Regions from separate parts of the Homo sapiens genome. Here region 1 is linked to region 2. A link is a contact called in ENCODE Hi-C or POLR2A ChIA-PET data. All regions are on one chromosome and are shown on one strand. The core of a region is the stretch at or near the end of the contact, and the rest is flanking DNA. Distances in the headings are between cores, read along the strand shown. Region 1 overlaps VPS13D (vacuolar protein sorting 13 homolog D). Region 2 overlaps KIAA2013.

The links. A loop is a pair of places that touch in the nucleus more often than their neighbours do. ChIA-PET counts read pairs that join two places held with the same protein, here RNA polymerase II (POLR2A). Pooled maps may share reads with other maps.
Region 1: a loop to region 2 is called in a pooled map, with 2.7 times the contacts of the local background. The contact joins two enhancer-like sites. A Hi-C loop is called at or near these places in 2 of 50 pooled maps. POLR2A ChIA-PET finds 5 or more read pairs at or near these places in 5 of 52 experiments (activated CD4-positive, alpha-beta T cell, activated CD8-positive, alpha-beta T cell and activated naive CD4-positive, alpha-beta T cell).

The regions. Positions count from the first base shown.
Region 1 is chr1:12,459,489-12,466,301 of GRCh38, forward strand. VPS13D (vacuolar protein sorting 13 homolog D) reads left to right here. Exons shown (of 70, transcript NM_015378.4): 67 at 713-908. Among named protein-coding and RNA genes, the nearest start is that of SNORA59A, 44 kb to the right of the region's middle. Within about 2 kb of position 1,928, at least 20 of the 41 ENCODE cell types and tissues checked have a DNase peak (open chromatin) inside an H3K27ac peak, as active enhancers do.
Region 2 is chr1:11,914,372-11,921,860 of GRCh38, forward strand. KIAA2013 reads right to left here. Exons shown (of 3, transcript NM_138346.3): 3 at 5,220-5,961. The coding sequence ends at 5,944. Among named protein-coding and RNA genes, the nearest start is that of KIAA2013, 8.3 kb to the right of the region's middle. RefSeq lists an enhancer at 659-718 and a silencer at 2,592-2,747. Within about 2 kb of position 4,625, at least 12 of the 41 ENCODE cell types and tissues checked have a DNase peak (open chromatin) inside an H3K27ac peak, as active enhancers do.

The DNA of each region.
Region 1 (6,813 bases), core at 678-3,177, 540 kb after region 2:
TTTTTTTTTTTGAGACAGTCTCGCTCGGTCGCCAGACTGGAGTGCAATGCTGCGATCTCGGCTCACTGCAACCTCTGCCTCCTGGGTTCAAGCAATTCTCCTGCCTTAGCCTCCCGAGTAGCTGGGACTACAGGCACGCATCACCACGCCCAGCTAATTTTTGTATTTTTAGTAAAGATGGGGTTTCACCATGTTGGCCAGGATGGTCTCGATCTCTTGACCTCGTGATCTGCCCGCCGCAGCCTCCCAAAGTGCTGGGATTATGGGCGTGAGCCACTGCGCCCAGCCTCTGCCTTATATTTCATAGGATGCCATCATCTTCAAACTTTCCCCGAAGGCCCAATTTTCTAGTCTCCTGTTGATTTAATCCTCTATCTGTATCCTCTCCTGATCGTCCGTAGGCTGCCCAAGCTCTGGGATCGAAAAATTGGCCACTGTTAACCTCTCAGCTTTTCTCTGATTTTTTTTTTTTTTTTTTTTTGAACTGGAGCACACTTTACTTCTGACTAACATGTAACATATATCCTCTGACTCTGGACTTAATGGGCAAATCTGCAGGATCCTCTTCTGTGAGTTGGCCTGTCTGTGGCCTCTCTGGCACAGAGATTAATAGAATGGCCTTAAGTTATCATTCCATAATCAAGGGGTTTGGCTTTAAATGCTTTTGCTTTTGTCCTCGTCAGGTTACAACAGCCCTTGTCTTTTTCACTAGGTATCATTGGTGGACTGACCAGTGTTATAACTTCGACAGTGGAAGGTGTGAAAACAGAAGGGGGTGTCAGCGGTTTCATATCTGGCCTTGGAAAAGGGCTTGTTGGCACTGTAACCAAGCCAGTGGCAGGCGCCCTGGATTTTGCATCAGAAACAGCCCAGGCGGTGAGAGACACAGCCACACTCAGCGGCCCCAGGTCAGTGGTGTGGGAAGAATGGCTTTTGCAGTTTCCAGCCTAGGTCTGCTGCTTCTCCTAATCCATACTGATGTGTTTAATTGTGCACTTTCTTAGTTATAGGGTTTTTAATTCAAATACTTGTAACTGAAATTTCTGATCTGCCTAATATAAAAAGATGAAAATGAGGTACAGAAACCTGGCATGAATTTTTTCAGATAAATATATATATAGCATATTTTATATATGCTATATATTTTATATATGTATGTATATATAGCATATTATATATAAGTATGTATAACTATATTATGTTATTTTTCTCCATTAGAGAGGTCAGAATTAGGATTAAACTGTTAGAAGCTTCTTCTGTTCACCAAGCCAACTGGATCCCCACATGCCTATGAAGAAAACTGTCAGATTGTAGTCTGGTTCTTACTCCTACACCCCGTGATATAGTTCTAGAATCCCCACTGTTGTTGTTCACCATGTGGGTCTGTTCCTTCTTAATTTTCCTTCCGCTTGAAAGTATCAGCCCCAACCCCATAAAGAAAAGTGCCACCCCCCATCCCCCCAGCAGGTCAGCAGTTCTGCTGTGGGATTGCTGTCTGGCCTTGATACCAGCTGAGACTGGAAATCAGGGACAGCCCATATGGTTCCAAACCCCACAGAACCCAACTGCTTTAACGTAGCTGTTTGCTTGAATGGCCTATTTTAGCCTCCCTTTTCCAGAGTGACTAATTGGGGATTCTTATCAACAAAGGGTATAATGAATGTTAAGGGCCCAGCCAAGCTAGACTCGACTTAAGCCCAGAAGGATTTTGCTGCTGCTTGGATAATAGATTTTCCCTGAGTGAATTAGTACGCCCTTTTAGAATGCCTAGGGCCTGGCCCACATCCACACCCTATCACTCCCTCAAATAGGATGTGAAGTGAAATTGTCCCCAATTGAAGTGAATCCATTTGTCTGTCACCAGGAAAACTTACTGAAGACACATTACTGCAGTAGGGGAAATGCTCCGATTGTGGACTGGGGCCATGCAGTGTGCTGTGCCAGAATGCCTTCCATCTGGAAGCAGCTGAGTAAACTCTGTATGGTTTACTTTAGTTAAGTTACATTCTATTCTCAGATACAAAACTAAAACAATCCTTGAGTATATTTTGAAGCATTTATGAAGTTGTGGGGAGGGGCAGGCAGTGAGGAGGCTTCGAAAGTATTTCCAGTTAGTTTTTCCATCTCTGCTCGAAGCCCAAGAAGTCCACCTCCAGTATTTGTTAAGATAATAAGACTTAATGAAGTGTAAAGCTGAAGACGCCTAAGAGTTCCCAAAGAAGCATGTGTATTCTTAAAATGTCAAAATAGCCAAGGGATTGGTTGATTAAAAAGGGTTCAAGGTATATGTGATAAATTTTTTAAAGATGATTTTGTGCTGTGAAGTTTTAATAATGTTGACGAGAAAGAAACGGCTTGAATTTTATACATTGTCAGCTTGCAAGTCTTCATGGGGGTTTTTCATTCTTTTTAGGAGCACAAGTAATGTAGCCACAGTCACTGCAGAAAGAATGTCTTTGAGAGGGACATTCTTGTCATTTTTATTAGTTGTTCAACATTGCCACAGAAGTTTGATTTTCTGTCAGCCAGTACATAGCTGCCATTTATTCATTGCCTGTCAGTAAATAGTGATTGAAAATTTCCTATGAACTCAGGGTTGGGAATAGCAGAAACCAAAACTGTCTCTGGTCTCAAAGAGCTTATAATCAAGCAGGGCAGCAAACATAAAAAATTATATAAACACTTATTTGCTGAAATTGTGACAAATGACATCGAGGACACTTAGAGGGTGCCGTGAGACTATGATCAGAGAAGGTGATGGGGAGAAGGAGGGTGGCTAACCTAGTGATCAGGGGAGTTGAGACAGGCTTTTCTAGGAAAGTAATCTTTGAGGTGAAGCCTGGAGTATGAAGTAGGAGTTGGCCAGGTGAAGAGAAGAGAGAATCACCTTCCAGGTAAAAGGGAACTACTGTGTGTGCAACAGCAAAAGGAAGGAACTTATCTATGTGCCAGGCATTGTCTTTGTGCCTCCACGTGTGGAATCCCATTTAATCTTCATAGTTGATTTACAAATGAGGACAAGACAGTCCAGAGAAGTCATGGAGCTTGTCCACAGCCACACAGCTGGTGGGAAATGGTAGACCTAGACTTAGACCCAGCCTATGTCTTGACCCTGTGCCCAGCACCACTGCATTGCACCCTGCTGCCTGGGTCTGCGAGGAGGGGGCTCATTGGATTTCTCTTGTACGTGTTTCAGAGTCAGTTAGTGTCAAGATATGGCATTCCACATAGTTTCTTCCCTGCTGACTCAAGATTTACTTTACTATTACCTGCACACTGACATGATTCAGGTCTTGACCAACACTGCATTTTTGTCTGTCTGTTTCCTCTGGCCTGCCACCTTAGCCTTATCTGGACCTCAGCAGCAGAGACCATGCCCTCATGAAGGCACTGGGGAGCCGTTCACAGTCAGCACTGGCCACTCCTCATCTCAGCCCAATGAAGTTTTACATTTCCATGTAGATGAGGCACTCGGGATATAGAAAAGTTGTGCAGCTTGACTCAAAGCAGACAGTAATTGGGTAGCCTAATTGAAGTTTAACTGCAAGTTCCAACTTTGTAGGCTGCAGAAAAAAAGGAAAAAAAAAAACAACAACAACAAAGTTTAACTGCAAGTTTCATGAGACAGCGATCTGCCTAACCATTCACTCCTCCTAGAAGCAAAAGCTACCGTGATCATTGAGGCACAGCCGGTCTTCATATATCCTCAAAGGAGGGGGATTAGCTTCCACATCCCTTCTCTATTCCTGGAGGTGCCAGTAGTGGGAGAGTCATGGCAGAAGTTACCAGAGGCAAGTGGGGCAGAGGCAAGTAGGGTATATGTTTGGATCAGTGGATCAGTGTCCTTTATTGTGCAGAAAAAGCTAAAATTACAGATTCTTCTGAAGGGATACATAGCAGCCGTTTCACCAATGTCCCTCAGTCCATTTGTCCAGGTCCAGAAGTATTCATGAGGAGCTATGCGTTAGAAGAGAGCACTTGGGCTGGGCATGGTGGCTCACACCTGTAATCCAGCATTTTGGGAGGCCAAGGTGGGAGGATTGCTTGAGCCCAGGAGTTTGAGACCAGCCTGGGCAACACAATGCCCCCATCTCTTACAAAAAAAAAAACAAACCTGGATATGGTGGCGGGTGGTGTGCACCTCTGGTCCTTGCTACTTGGGAGGCTGAGGTGGGAAGATTGCTGAAGCCTGGAAGGTTGAGGCTGCAGTGAGCTATGATTGTGCCCCTGCACTCCAGCCTGGGCAACAGTGAGACCCTGTCAAACAAGGAAAGAGAACACTTGATCTGGAAAACAACAGGCCAGAGTCCCAGCCACCTTACTTATTAGCTTTGGGCCCTGGGTCAAGTCAAGACATCTATGTAAGACTCAGTTTTAGTTTTTTCATCTATAAAGTGGGGATAAATTTATCTCTCTGTTTATTCTGCTTCTCAGGGGTTTGAAGCCCAACCAGAGTTATTTTAATGTGGAAGCTATAAAGAACTATAAAAATGCTGGGTGATATTATTTTAAAGTCCTATTAAAGGAGCGCAGAGATCCTTGCAGGTGGAGAAATGTTTCAGTGCCAGTTTGTTCTGATGACACTGTATCTCTTAGGAACATACTGGCTCTAACACTATCACCGAGGGATAAATCACCCTGGTTTCTTGGAAGTGAGTTATAACCATCTCCAACCATCCCGGTTGATTGAACAGGATCCAGGGGTGTTACTCAGGGTTTTTCCCCACTGTTTAGACAACAGGGACTAACAAATGATTTGAAGGGATTAGAAGTGAGATTCTGACCGAGGGTTGACCTGAGCCCAGGGACCAAGCCAGGAATAGAACCCAAGAGTCCAAGAGTTCTGCCTCTGAGCCTGCAATTGGAATGAGACTTTCTGCTTCCTTTGTAATATTTCATCCAAGTAAAGGCTTAGATCTTAGCATCTATGTTTTAAAAGACCCAAATTTTAAGCAGATGATAGGAAAGTAAGCCATAAAACTGTGAAAGAGTACTCCTTCCAGTAATCCATCTGAAAAGTGGCCTTACAGGAAACATTGGCTCTTTTTTGTGTTTATTTGAACATGATTTTATTTATAGGGAACCCCCCCTCCTTATGTTCTTTTAGATTAAAATACTTCCAAGTTCCTCTCCTTGTTGGAGTGCGCTGGCATTCCAAGCGACAGCCACCTAACTTTCCTCTGAAATTTCCAGGCAACCCAATAGTTCTCAGGAAGGCAGGTGGGGGTGGGGAGAGAAGAGGGCGGAGGACTGCAGAGCCTTTGGCCTCAACATGAGTGTTGTGGACCAATATCCCCCACTGCATTTGTTCACTGTACAAGTATGTGTGGTTTGGAACTGAAATAAGAAACCTTTTCCAAGGCAACGTTCTGCTGGCTCAGGTTGCATCTTCTGGCCTACGTGTATTGGGCCACACTTTGTCTGTTCCCAAGTAAAGTTTATGAAAATGGCACAGATGCAGCCACACTTGAGGTGCCACTGAAGCTATGTGAAGAGCCTGCTACCCTTCAAACAGACCAGGCCCAAGCAAGGTGCCAAGCCATGTGAGAGTGCCCAGTCCACTGTGTAAATGTGACGGCCTTTGATGGTAGTGTTTGAAAAGATACTTAGTAGAAAGTTGCAGAGACCCGGGAGCAGCCATTTCACAAAAGAAGGCAAAAATACCTTTGAGAAGAAAGGAATGTCTGCCTCTGCACTATGTATTTGCTTGTTTGTTTCTCCAAATACCATCTGTTGCAGACTGGGGTGCATGACATTTTAGGTAAGTAGCAGATGAAGATTTATGAAGCTGGGCCCTGAGGTTTCCTCTAAAATATTTCTTCACCTTTTAAGTCAAGACCCAAAAGTGGGGAGAGAAGTAGGAGTTGGCAGAACTTGAAATATTTAAACTAATTTAGCAAAGCTCAGGAGTGTTGGAGCTTATCTCGTTATTTAAGTTAGATAAGGAGGAAGGGGAATTTGAAGGATAATGATAGATCAGTGTTTAAGAATACAGCCATCAGGACTGATAATGTTCTGGAATCCCGGGACCCTCGGATTGTGCACGTAGATGTAAATTCCATTTGCTCTGAGAACTTTTGAAAAAGAAAGTTTTTGGTTGATTTCACAGAAAAGATTTATGGTGGGCATATTTGACTTTTTCAGTAAAAATAGCCCCAAAACACCACCCAAAATCTGTTAAGACACTTCTCGTGAATGACCTCTTAGATGTGAAATGGAAATGGGTTTTCTTAAGGAAAGGCCCCTTTTGTTAACAATGTTTGCATGTTACTTATGACTCTCCAGGATAAAAGGACTAAGACTCTTTTGGGTCACCAGAGCCTGAATGCAGTCAGGTTGGACAGGTCAGCAAAAAGTCTGCAAAGAGGCCGGGTGTGGTGGCTCACGCCTGTAATCCCAGCACTTTGGGAGGCCGAGGTGGGCGGATCACGAGGTCAAGAGATCGAGACCATTCTGGCCAACATGTCGAAACCCTGTCTCTACTAAAAGTACAAAAATTAGCTGGGCGTGGTGGTGCGCGCCTGTACTCCCAGCTACTTGGGAGGCTGAGGCAGGAGAATTGCTTGAACCCGGGAGGCGGAGGTTGCAGTGAGCCGAGATTGCGCCACTGCACTCCAGCCTGGCGACAGAGCGAGACTCCATCTAAAAAAAAAAAAAAAATAGTCTGCAAAGAGAACTTAGGAAATGCTTCCATTAACTTTTTCATCCTAGCTGGGTAATACTGCTTTTAATTACTCTGCTCTGAGAGCAGCCATTTCTTATACTTGGTATTACACATAGGACATCAAACAGAATTGGCTTGAATTGAGCCTT
Region 2 (7,489 bases), core at 3,375-5,874:
GATATAGGATCTTACTCTGTCACATAGGCTGGAGTACAGTGGTATGATCTTGGCTCACTGCAACCTCCACCTCCTGGGCTCAAGCGATCCTCCCACCTTAGCCTCCCAAGTAACTGGAATCACAGGTGCACGCCACCACCATGCTCAGCTAACTTTTAAAATTTTCTGTAGAGACAAGGTCTCACTATATCACTCAGGCTGGTCTCGAAGTCTTGGGCTCAAGAGATCCTCCTGTCTCAGCCTCCCAAAGTGCTGGGATTACAGGTGTGAGCCACTGTGCTCAGTCAGAATCTGGTTACTCCTGCACCAGAAATACCCTAAGATTTATTTGGCCAGGCACGGTGGCTCACGCCTATAATCCCAGCAGTTTAGGAGGCTGAGGTGGGCGGATCGATTGAGCTCAGGAGTTTGAGACCAGCCTGGGCAACATGGTGAAACCCCGTCTCTACAAGATATACAAAAAAAATTAGCCAGGCTGAGTAGTCCCAGCTACTCAGGAGGCTGAGGTGGGAGGGTTGCTTGAGCCCATAAGGCTGAGGCCGCAGTGAGCTGTGATTGCACCACTGCACTCCAGCCTGGGCGACAGAGCGAGACCTTGTCTAAAAAAAAAAAAAAGAAGCATCCACGGTCCTATGACTCTCTGTATTCTTGGTTTGTTATCACCAGAGAAGAGTTCCATTTCTCCGCTGGAAGGATATGCCCGTATTGGTGTGTTCCGGCTGCTCTAACAATATACCGTAGACCGGGCAGCTTCAAAACAGCAGAAATTGATTTCTCCCAGTTCCAGAGACTGAAGTTCGAAATCACAGTGCCAGCATGGTTGGGTTCTAGTGGGGCCCCTCTTTCCGGTTGCAGACTGCTGTCTTCTCATTGCATTCTCATATGGCGGAAAGAGGGTGAGGCAGCTCTGTGGGGCCCCCTTAGAAGGGCCCTAATCCCATTCATGAGGACTCTACCCTCATGACCTAAGAACCCCCCTAAAAGCCCCACCTCCTAATCCTATCACATTGGAAGTTAGGACATCAACACAGGGGCCTGGTATGATGGCTCACACGTGTCATCCCAGCACTCTGGGAGGCTGAGGCAGGTGGAATACTTGAGCTCAGGAGCTTGAAACCAGCCTGGGCAACATGGCAAAGCCCCATCTCTACAAAAAATACAAAAACTGGCCAGGTGTGGTAGTGCACACCTGCAGTCCCAGCTACTTGGGGAGCCGAGATAGGAGGATTGCCTGGGCCCAGGAGGTTGAGGCTGTGGTGAGCCATGTTCACGTCACTGCACTCCAGCCTGGGTGCACTCCACAGTTCTCAAAAAAAAAAAAAAAAAAAAAATTTCAACGTAGAAATTTGAGGAGGGGACACAATTCAGCCCATGTCAGTGGCCACGGAGAATCCCACTTCCTCCTGGAAAAATCGTCCAGAGGAGCCACAGGCCTCTTGGTTAGTGCCTTAGCCTGGGTCTCCTACCCGGGGCTTGATCTTGTGGGGACCTTCTGTTTCAGTCCATGTCATGTTGCTATAACAGAATACCTGGGGCTGGGTAATTTATAAAGAAAAGAGGTTTTTTTTTTTTTTTTTTTTTTGAGGCGGAGTGTCGCTCTGTCGCCAGGCTGGAGTGCAGTGGCATGATCTTGGCTCACTGCAACCTTTGACTCCTTGGTTCAAGCGATTCTTCTGCCTCAGTCTCCTGTGTAGCTGGGATACGGGCATGTGCCACCATACTCAGCTAATGTTTGTGTGTTTTTTTTGCTTTGTTTTGTTTTGTTTTGAGACGGAGTCTTGCTCTGTTGCCCAGGCTGGAGTGCAGTGGCGCAATCTTGGCTCACTGCAAGCTCCGCCTCCCGGGTTCACGCCATTCTCCTGCCTCAGCCTCCCGAGTAGCTGGGACTACAGGTGCCCACCACCATGCCCGGCTAATTTTTTTGTATTTTTAGTAGAGATGTGGTTTCACTGTGTTAGCCAGGATGGTCTCGATCTCCTGACCTCATGATCCGCCCGCCTTGGCCTCCCAAAGTACTGGGATTACAGGCATGAGCTACCACGCCCGGCCAATTTTTGTATTTTTAGTAGAGACAGGGTTTCACCATGTTGGCCAGGGTGGTCTCGATCTCCTGACCTCGTGATCCACCCGCCTTGGCCTCCCAAAGTGCTGGGATTACAGGCGTGAACCACCATGCCCAGTCAAGAAAAGAGGTTTATTTACCTTACGGCTCTGCATGCTGAGAAGTTCGAGGGCATGGTGCCAGCATCTGCCTGGCCTCGTAGCATGGTGGAGAAGGTTGAAGGGGAAGCAGACACGTGTAAAGAAGCAAAACCCAAGGGGCTTCCTGGTTTTATAACAACCTGCTCTCTCGGGAACTAATCCATTCCCACAAGAGGAAGAACTCACTCACTCCTGAGAGAAGGCACCAAGCCATCCATGAGGGATCCACTCTCGTGACCCAAACACCTCCCACAAAGCCCCACCTCCCAACACTGCCACACTGAGGGCCAAATGTCAACAAACCATATCCAAACCGTAGCACCTTCTGAGGAGCCGAATAAAATGTGCCTCCGAATTGTCCACGCCAGTGACAGAAGAGGAGAGCTTGTGTCTACTGGCTCCATGTCCCACGGGTGAAGGGTGGCCCCAAACGGTGTTGTCATTCACATGCTTCAAGGCTACATATGCCTGAGTGCCTCGCAGCTTCCTAAAGATGACAGAGGCTGATGTTGGGTGCTGCCAGGACACTCAGACCCATGCAGAGCTGGCTGTCGCCACAATGGCAGGAGTCAAGGTGGCTGAGAGAGGCCGGGTGCGATGGCTCAAGTCTGTAATCCCAGCACTTTGGGAGGCAGAGGTGGGTGGATCACCTGAGGTCAGGAGTTCAAGACCAGCCTGGCCAACATGGTAAAACCCCGTCTCTTCCAAAAATACAAAAATTAGCCAGGTGTGGTGGCACACGCCTGTAATCCCAGCTGCTCAGGAGGCTGAGTGAAGCAGGAGAATCGCTTGAACCTGGGAGGAGGAGGTTGCAGTGAGCTGAGACTGCCATACGGCCCTCCAGCCTGGACAACAGAATGAGACCCCGTCTCAAAAAAAAAAAAAAAAAAAAAAAAAAAAAAAAGAGGTGGTTGAGAGGATGTGAGATGGGACAGAGGTATGAGGTGCAGGTGGATTTTCAGGGAGTGAACACATTTCCAAACCAATGTCTCGGCTGTTGGGAAGCTTCAGATAGTATGCAATTAAATTTTCCACACCAGATTTCAGGCCCTGAAAAAGCAATTTGAAAAAGGCTCTCTGTGGCCGGGCGCGGTGGCTCACTCCTGTAATCCCAGCACTTTGGGAGGCCGAGGCGGGCAGATCACGAGGTCAGGAGATCAAGACCATCCTGGCTAACATGGTGAAACCCCGTCTCTACTAAAAATACAGAAAATTAGCCAGGCGTGGTGGCGGGCGCCTGCAGTCCCAGCTACTCAGGAGGCTGAGGCAGGCGAATGGCATGAACCTGGGAGGTGGAGCTTGCAGTGAGCCGAGATCGTGCCACTTCACTCCAGCCTGGGTGACAGCGAGACCCTGTCTCAAAAAGAAAAAAAAGAAAAAGGCTCTCTGTGCAGCCACAGCCTCCACTGGACCGTGCAGATGGGACCCACCAGGGTTACTGCTTGGCCCGCTCCACCATGGACCACCAGCATCTCCTCTCTACCATGGTGGCCAGCTGGAAGCCCTGTGGACACTGAGCCATGCCACAGAAGCCATCAGACGCACACCATGGGGAGAAATGGCAGTGTGGGGATCCAAGCAAGCCTGCACCGGCATCGAGGCAGAGTTTGCACTCCAGTCACTCCATGGTCGCGTGGCCTTGGACAAATGATTCACTGTGTGAGGTCCAGGTTCCACATCTCTCAAACTGGGATCTTAACCCCCAGCAACCTCTTCATCCCAAAAGGCCATGTTGATGTGAAATATCTAACACGTATGGTGAGCACTTAATGAGAGCTGTACTTTACAAACCTCAGTTTATTGACATTCTAATCATTCGATAGGTATTTCTCAGGCACCACATACAAAGGTTTGTTTTTTTGAGATGGAGTTTCGCTCTTGTTGCCCAGGCTGGAGTGCAATGGCGCGATCTCGGCTCACCACAACCTCCGCCTTCCAGGTTCAAGTGATTCTCCTGCCTCACCCTCCCGAGTAGCTGGGATTACAGGCATGCACCACCACGCCTGGATAATTTTGTATTTTTAGTGGAGATGGGGTTTCTCCATCTTGGTCAGGCTGGTCTTGAACTCCCGCCCTCTGGTGATCTGCTCACCTCAGCCTCCCAAAGTGTTGGGATTACAGGCGTGAGCCACCACGCCCGGTCTTGTTTTACATTTATGGGAGCCTACAACATGCCCAGTTCCAAGTTCAAGAAGGAATGGGAGCTGCAGTTGTTGTGGTCTAACAGCTTTCCGTTTAATGTCACACTGTAAATGACACCAATTGCACCCCAGGAGGTTCCCACTCTGTAATAGGTGAACCAGCCCGTGGCCCACGGCTGGAAGATCACATGTCAGAGCTCTGCATGAGCCAGGGGAGAAGGTGCTGCATGGACAGAAGTAAGTGGGTGACCAGTGCCACTAAAAGCAGAGCTTGAGTTTACTCTCATAACCATCGGCTGTGGGCCAGACATTTGGCTGCTTTGCAGGCAGACCAGGCTTCCCGGTGAGTCATGCTGCTTAAAATGCTGTCTGGGAACGCAGAGAAAGTCTAAACGCCAAGACGCTGAGGACAGCCCCGCAGGTGGACTGCCATGCCCGGCTCGGCCCCTTTTTGGTCCCCAGAGTGGACCCTTCTCCTCCCCACAGAGGGGAGGCATCTGATGGTGGCTTCAGCAGACAACCTGGAGAAGAACCACTCAGGGTTTGTCTTGCTGACGTCCTATAGCCAGCAAAACCCAGGGCAGGAGAACCCTGGCTCTTTAGGGCAGGTGGGGGAGAGGGCATCTTAGCAGGGAAGGAGCTAGGGTAATGCCAGAAGCAACCCACTCAGCAGGGCCACTCAGCAACCCCCTGGCGAGCAGAAAGGTGGCAAACAACACATCTTCTGGGCAGACTCCTTTGAAGAGAGGTAGAACATACCAGAAAGGAATAGCATTGTGACAGCAGGGCCGGGTGGGTGTCCTGCTTCTGACAGATCTAGTGCTGAGGGCAGACGTGGTGCATGTCTCCAGGTTTCAACCACACACAAACCGGTCGTGAAAGTTTGAAAGATATTTATTTAAAAACAGAACAAAAAAGCTTTGGTATTTCAAAACCTGACAATCATCAATCACTAGAAAGTTAAACACCTCCCCTGAAGCCCCAAAGTACAAAACCACAGATGTCCACAGGCTCCTAAAAAAGGGCGTGCAAACCCGAGGATGACAGCACAACCCGCACCCTCCTACAGGCAGCAGCACAGCCACCCTGGGGGGCCCCGGCCCAGCCTCGGGACCGTGGGGCCTCCGAACGCCGAGATGGACATCACCGCCAACACTCACCATCTACAGGGGATGCAAAAGCCATCTAGCAAAATCTCAACAAAAATAAATTAAAACTTCATTAAGAAAGAACACGTTAAATTAGGAAAAGGACACAACTTTTCCTAGACAAGAGTCTTTTCAAAAGATGATCTATTTCCTGGGACAGAAGAAAGGGGGAAAGTGGAAGGAGTGAGTTCCATTTCAAGTATTTGCCATACAGGTTCATTTTATTGAGTGGAAAGCTTACAAAAGGTCCACTGGCCCCTTCCCTCCCCACGTGACACTCATTCCTTCCAATGCAAACTCTGGTGTATCCACACTCACTTCTGCGTCACCGGTTTCCCCCAACAAGGCACAAAGGGCGGGTGCTTCCAAAGGATCCCTTGCTCCTGGCAGCGGGACTTTCAGTGCTGGGTGTCTTGTGCAAATGGTGGCTGAAAGCAGGACTGTTAGTTCACTCAGACACTGGGATCTTCCTGTTCAATTCACAAAACAAGTGTGATTACTGTTCACTGCCAACCCCAGTGGCCAGCTATAGAAATAGGCTACGGAGACAACCCTAGTGGCACCACACCCTGGCTCTGACCCAGCCTTGCAGAATTACCACGGACTCAGTGGCCTGGGCCCTTCTGGAGCTGAGTGTTCACTGGCTCCACTCTGGCATGGCCCAGCTTGAGCCTAAGTCAAGGAGAGATCGGTCAGTACCCCATGAAGGTAGTTTGGCTCATTTGCCCAACTGTGGGAGGAACCGAAGGTGCACTCAAGAGCGAGGGCAGAGAAGCCACCAAGCAGCAGGGAAAAGCAGCCGCCTGCCAAACAGACGGCAAAACCCACACGATGCACATTTGGCACCTGTCCTAGTGCAGCTAGTTCAGAGGCGGCTCACAAGGAAGGCCTCTGTGCAGTCCTTTTTGATCTGACTTTTGATTTTTCTTCGAACTTGAGGAACTCAGCCCTGTCTCCCACTCTTCTGCTCTTTCAGGTCAAGTTCTGCTTCCTTTTCCAAGTCCTGGTCTTGGGCCAGAAACTAGAAGCCGCAGGCATCCCTGTGGATGTGATGGGACACTTCCCATTTCTCCAGGGTGGGATCTGGGCTCTCTGACTACTTGGGGGCACAGACGCAGAGCCTAATATACCTCTCTACTGTCACTACAGTTTAAAAAGAGAAGATAAAGGAGAAAAGAAGAGAAGGGAGGGGAGGGGAGGAAGAGTAGAGGGGAGGAGACGGGATACAGGAGGAGAGAAGAGAAAGGGAAACAGCTCAGCTCTTTGGGAAACATTTTCTTCTACAACTGCTAACAAAGGCCTCCCCCTGGAATCCCTGCTGGTCTTTCTCCTGAGGAAGCACAGAAGGCCGGGCGGCAGGGCACAGTAGGCAGCCTCACCCCGCGACAGCAATGCTGATGCTAAGATGCTGCCCCGATGACAGTCTTGCAGCAATGATGGCCAAAATCACCGCTTCCAGGGGCAAACATGTCTCAGGAAACTTGAGGGCAATGCTTCTGTCCTGTGTCCTATGCTAACGAGATGGCCACTCTGGTCCGAGGCCTGGAGCAAGGGGCTGACCTCTGCATGCCATGAACAGGCACATGGGGGGAAGCTGGGGATCCCGCCAGCAGTTCAGACAGAGGCTTCAAGTCAATCTAGGGGCTTGTTGCAGTTATTTTTATTTTATTATTATTATTATTTATTATTTATTTTTTATTTTTTTGAGACAGAGTCTCACTCTGTCACCCAGGCTGGAGTGCACTGGCATGATCTCGGGTCACTGCAACCTCCGTCTCCCGGGTTCAAGCAATTCTCCTGCCTCAGCCTCCCGAGTAGCTGGAATTACAGGCATGCACCACCATGCCCAGCTAATTTTTGTATTTTTAGTACAGATGGGGTTTCACCGTGTTGGCCAGGCTGGTCTTGAACTCCTGACCTCAGGTGATCTGCCCGCCTCAGCCTCCCAAAGTACTGGGATTATAGGCATGAGCCACTGCACCCAGCCTCATTATTATT